2 separate regions of the Homo sapiens genome follow, and region 2 is linked to region 1. A link is an interaction called in ENCODE POLR2A ChIA-PET data of the cell type or tissue named here. Cell type or tissue: GM12878. All regions are shown on one strand.

The links. ChIA-PET counts read pairs that join two places held together with the same protein. Peaks named below come from ENCODE experiments on the same cell type or tissue, not always from the same donor. Only the 100,000 strongest peaks of a DNase experiment are listed, where the experiment ranks them.
Region 2: POLR2A ChIA-PET joins it to region 1 with 5 read pairs; 2 of 35 experiments call an interaction of 5 or more read pairs at or near these places.

What each region holds. Positions count from the first base shown.
Region 1 is chr11:85,797,483-85,799,982 of GRCh38, forward strand. The region is part of intron 1 of SYTL2 (synaptotagmin like 2); the gene reads right to left. Among named protein-coding and RNA genes, the nearest start is that of SYTL2, 12 kb to the right of the region's middle. In GM12878, no CTCF peak of the experiment used is centred here; no DNase peak of the experiment used is centred here.
Region 2 is chr11:86,250,045-86,252,544 of GRCh38, forward strand. EED (embryonic ectoderm development) reads left to right here. Exons shown (of 12, transcript NM_003797.5): 2 at 252-404; 3 at 2,104-2,196. Among named protein-coding and RNA genes, the nearest start is that of EED, 6.5 kb to the left of the region's middle. In GM12878, no CTCF peak of the experiment used is centred here; no DNase peak of the experiment used is centred here; H3K4me3 peaks cover 1,365 bases; H3K27ac peaks cover 1,924 bases.

The DNA.
Region 1 (2,500 bases):
CTGGGCATGGTGGCAGGCATCTGTAATCCCAGTTACTTGGGAAGCTGAGGCACAAGAATCATTTGAACCTAGGAGGCAGACATTGCAGTGAGCTGAGATCAGCCACTGTACTCCAGCCTGGGAGACAGAGCGAGACTCCTTCTCAAAAAAAAAAAAAAGAAAAGAAAAAGAAAAAGAAAACATTAGTCTTTATTATTATTGTCCCTTTTGTCAGCTACAGCCTATGTGATCTAATAAAATCTTAAGAAGTCTGTGTTTATACACAGCTTCCCCAGCTGGCCATACCCCACCTGGCCACTCATCTATCTCATACCATACCTTAGTCTATACCCACTGATCTCAAGACCACAAAGTTTTTGTTGTTGTTGTTGTTGTTGTTCTTGCTGCTTGAGAAGGAGTCTCACTCTGTCACCCAGGCTGGAGTGCAGTGGTGCAATGTCGGCTCACTGCAACCTTTACCTCCCAGGTTCAAGAGATTCTCCTGCCTCAGCCTCCCGAGTAGCTGGGATTACAGGTGCACACCACTATGCCAGCTATTTTTTTTTTTTTCATTTTCAATAGAGATGGGGTTTCACCATGTTGGCCAGACTGGTTTCAAACTCCTGACCTCAAGTGATCCACCTGCCTCAGCTTCCCAAAGTGCTGGGATTACAGGCGTGAGCCACTGCACCCAGCCTATACCCACTGATCTCAAGTTCAGTTTTTTTGTCAGCCCTCCCATTCCCTGTTCATTTTCAAACAAACGGATCATCACAGCTTCTGACACTCTCAAAGTTTGAAATTTTAAAGCTTGACACTTATTTCTAAAAGGTGAAATGTGATTTGGTTTACGGAATGACAAGAGAAACCCGTGAAACTTTCTTAAGCACCTTCTTCACATGCCTAAATACATAGCGTCTTGAGAAATGGGCCCTTCTCTTATGTAAAGACCAATAACTTCTCAGAGTCTTTAATATCTTCAGAGTCTTAGCCAAAAACAAACCAAAAATAAAAAACAATTGGCTTCACATATGTGGCATTTCATGGTGCGTTGAAGGGATCTCCAAGTCCAGTCCCAGGTTTGATGATTCACTAGGATAACTCAACAGGACAACATACAGTCATATTCACAGCTATGACTTATTACAGTGAAAAGATACAAAGCAAACTCAACAATGGAAAAAGGTGCGTGGGGTGAAGTCTGCATAAAACTGGGTGGGAGCTCCCACGGGTCTTCTCCAAGAGGAGTCACACTGGACACACAAGTTGTGACAATGCATCTGAAATGTTACCAACCAGACTGTTCATTAGAGATTCAGTGCCCAGAGTTTTTAATGGGGACAAGTCATGTAGGCACCCCTTCCCTGGCATGTACCCAAATTCCAGACTCCCAGAAGAAAAGCAGGTGCTCGGCATAAACCATATTGCTTGCACAAACAGTTTAGGCACAGTGAGCTACTCAATCATTTAGATTTGTGGGAATCCTCCTGAAATCCAAGTTCCCTAATGCCAGCCAAAGGCCAACTTGCAAGCAGGCCTTTCTATGGACAGGCAGTTTCACACCCACTATGTTAATTCTTTTCTGCACACATGAGAATAAAAAGCCAAATATCTAATTAATTGATAACTGCCCATTGACCACTAAATTCTTAAAGCCCATCAATGTACTAAAAACCTTAAAAAGACAGGGAACATAACTTAGCACTTCAAAATATATTCATTTAACACACTTGTACTATCTCAGCCTTCTGGGCTTTGGGCATTAAGGAAATAGTAAGTCCCTTTAGTCCCAGCGCTCTAAGAACTTTTGGAACAAAAGGGAAGATAAGATGAGGACATAAAGAATGATAACACACAGTGGTATGTGATGATGGCCATAAAAGAGGTATAAGCCGAACACTAAACCAGTTAGAGGAGGGAAAGAAAACTTCCTGCCATGATGAACCAGGAAGATTTCAGGAAGAATTAGCATAGAGCTGCAGTTTTAAGAACAGCTAGGATTTCAGAGTTAGAAACAGGGTTAGGAAGAGCTCAACAAAAGGGACTAAAAGTCCATAAAAAGCATCCAATCTCCTTAATAACATGTACTACACTCTTCATGATCAGCCCACTACCTACTTCACTGGCCTCAGCTCCTGCCAGCCTTACCTTGAACATGAAACCATGCTTGCCATGCTATTTCCCAGCCTTTTGACCTTCTGATTCTTATTCACCCAGATCGCCTCTCAAATGCCACCTCTTCCAGGAAGCCCTACCTTGGCACTTGATCTCCCTTCCCTCTTACCACCCCACCTCCTTCCTCTGTGCTCACATCTGACTATGAACATCACACTGAGTGGTAATTACAGATATCTATTTTCCCCACTGGACTCTGAGCCTAAAACAATTTGGCACACAAACATAGAAAACACTCAGTGAGTATCTATCAAATAAATTAACTCTTGCCTCTAAATCTGATATTCTTCCCACTACAGCATGCTGACCCTTTTATCAACAAATGTTCACTGTTTAATAATAGTTT
Region 2 (2,500 bases), 450 kb after region 1:
AGACAGTATTACTCTTCCATTATTCTCATTAGTATTTATTTCATTTTCATTTTTGTTGAAATATAAAATATCTACAAACCTTCTAACCTGTAGCTGGATTATGTTTATCCTTATGTGGAGGCAAGAATACATTTTTTTCTTCTTGTAGAAATTATTTCTCTTAGGTCAGTCAGCATCTTCCCAGTAGAGTTATTTACTGCTAAAAACAGTATTGCTGTTTCATGTAATTTTTCCTCATTTACTGCTTACAGGATGACGCTGTCAGTATAGAAAGTGGTACAAACACTGAACGCCCTGATACACCTACAAACACGCCAAATGCACCTGGAAGGAAAAGTTGGGGAAAGGGAAAATGGAAGTCAAAGAAATGCAAATATTCTTTCAAATGTGTAAATAGTCTCAAGGTATGTGCAAAAAAAGATCCTTTGGGCTGAATGCTAGGCTTCAGAAATTATTTCTCTGTGGCACGCATTTCGTACTCAGGATACTCTGTCAAGTTGTAAATATTTTAAAGTTACAATGTTTTCTGAAGGGTTTTTTTTTTTGTAGTTCAGACTGCGTATCTATTTTAGTCCATCCCATGTTTAGTTTTTTGGTTTTGTTTTTTGTTGTTTTAATTTAAATATGTGACAGTGTTGCAGGATGTTTTTGCTTTATTGTTTGCATTCAAATTATAAGATTTGGGTAACTATTACTCTTTATATTTTAGTAAAACTTAAAAAACATAAGCCACTTCTGGCATCAGTTTTTAAAAAGAACTGAATGTAACCCATTAACTTTGACTAAGTATAAATTGAAACAGATGTTTTACTTTGTACAGTTTCTGTCCTTTGTTTTATTTATAACTGTTTTCAAAGAAAAAGGTGTAAAAAATTTTTAAACTTTTTAATATTAAATATTTAGGGAAAAGGGGGTTTTGGTTATTTAAATTAATCTGTCCCCAATAGTATTTTTATTTACTTTATAAAAGGGGTTACTGGTGTTTAAGATATTTTCTTTTATATATGTCCAGTTTGTTTTTTAAATGTGAGGCTATTTTTTTCTATACTGAGGAAAAATGTGTATTATCTCATACATATGTAAGTTAAAACCTTTTCTAAATATCCAAATATATTTTTTATAAGTAAAGTTTTGGGAAAGCATAAGAAGCTATGACTATGACATTTTTCTGTCTGTGTAGCAAAAATTCGATGCTCAGTGTGTCAGATTTTGCTCCTGTAAAAGGAGAGAAATTAATCTCAGCATATTTTTTAAAAGTCAATTATAGTTTCATGTGCATATTTATTTACATTAACGTACTACTTTTAGGTACTGTACCTGGAAGATGTTTTTAGCTGCCTTTTATACTTAAGGCAGTATTTCAAAATCCTAAAGCTGTGGCTTTTCAAATGATGAGAAAACGAAAGACGTACTTTAAAAGTGAAAACAGTGCCTTAAACTGCATCTGAAAGTCAGTGTTAAATGCCAGAAGTTGGCCAGTAAAATCCTAAAGCTGAAAAATAACTTTGTGAACAAAAGTGCATAATTGTTCTTTGTACATCTCCTATAGCCTCCTGGTAACTGTGCAGTTACAGTTTATTTCTTCCCCTAGTCCCCAGTGTTCAGATATTCTCATTCTGACTAACAGAAAACAGTGATTTGAATGGAGTCTGCTATGCTTCACTTTACAAGGGAAAAATTTAGCCTTATAAAATTTAGTGAATGCCAGAGAAGCTATTAAGGCCATCTGTTAATTTCCTGTTTCAGAAAAATAAATTGTGTCCTTTTGTATCCACCAAAATTATCCAGTTTATTGTGATTCAGAATATGATTGGCTTATTAAGAAAAAGGCAAATATTATAAGTGTTTTCGTAGGTAAGCGGTTATTACCTAACTTGTGATTTCAGCCTTTGGTTGTGATAAAACTTTATCATACACAATATTTTAAAATGTGAAAACTAGACTAGTAGACATCTTTTAATTTTAGTGTCAAAAGTTAGCTTATGTATGATACACAAAATAATGTATTGCATTTTGGAAAAAAGAAGGGGATAGGTTAGTTTACTGTCATTTTCTGGTTTGTAAGATACATTAATCTTTTCTTATTTCATGATTATTTTATAGGAAGATCATAACCAACCATTGTTTGGAGTTCAGTTTAACTGGCACAGTAAAGAAGGAGATCCATTAGTGTTTGCAACTGTAGGAAGCAACAGAGTGAGTGTTAAGGGGTCTATTTAGTATTTGGCTTGATTTCCAGATCTGGTGTTAATGTAATATTGAAATAGAATAATTTCAAAGTGCATTTTGTGAAGCTGGTTTAGCAATATGATTCTTTCATGTAAGAGTGAAGGTTTCTAGAAATTAATTAAAACTAGTATGCATGGCTGAAAATACATCTATATTTAATATATTACCCCTAATTATTTATGAAACAGGTTTTATACTTGTATTTGTCTTCATAAATACTTGGTTGAAAGAATTGGCGTCCTTTTTTTTTTTTTTTAATTGGCGTTCTTTT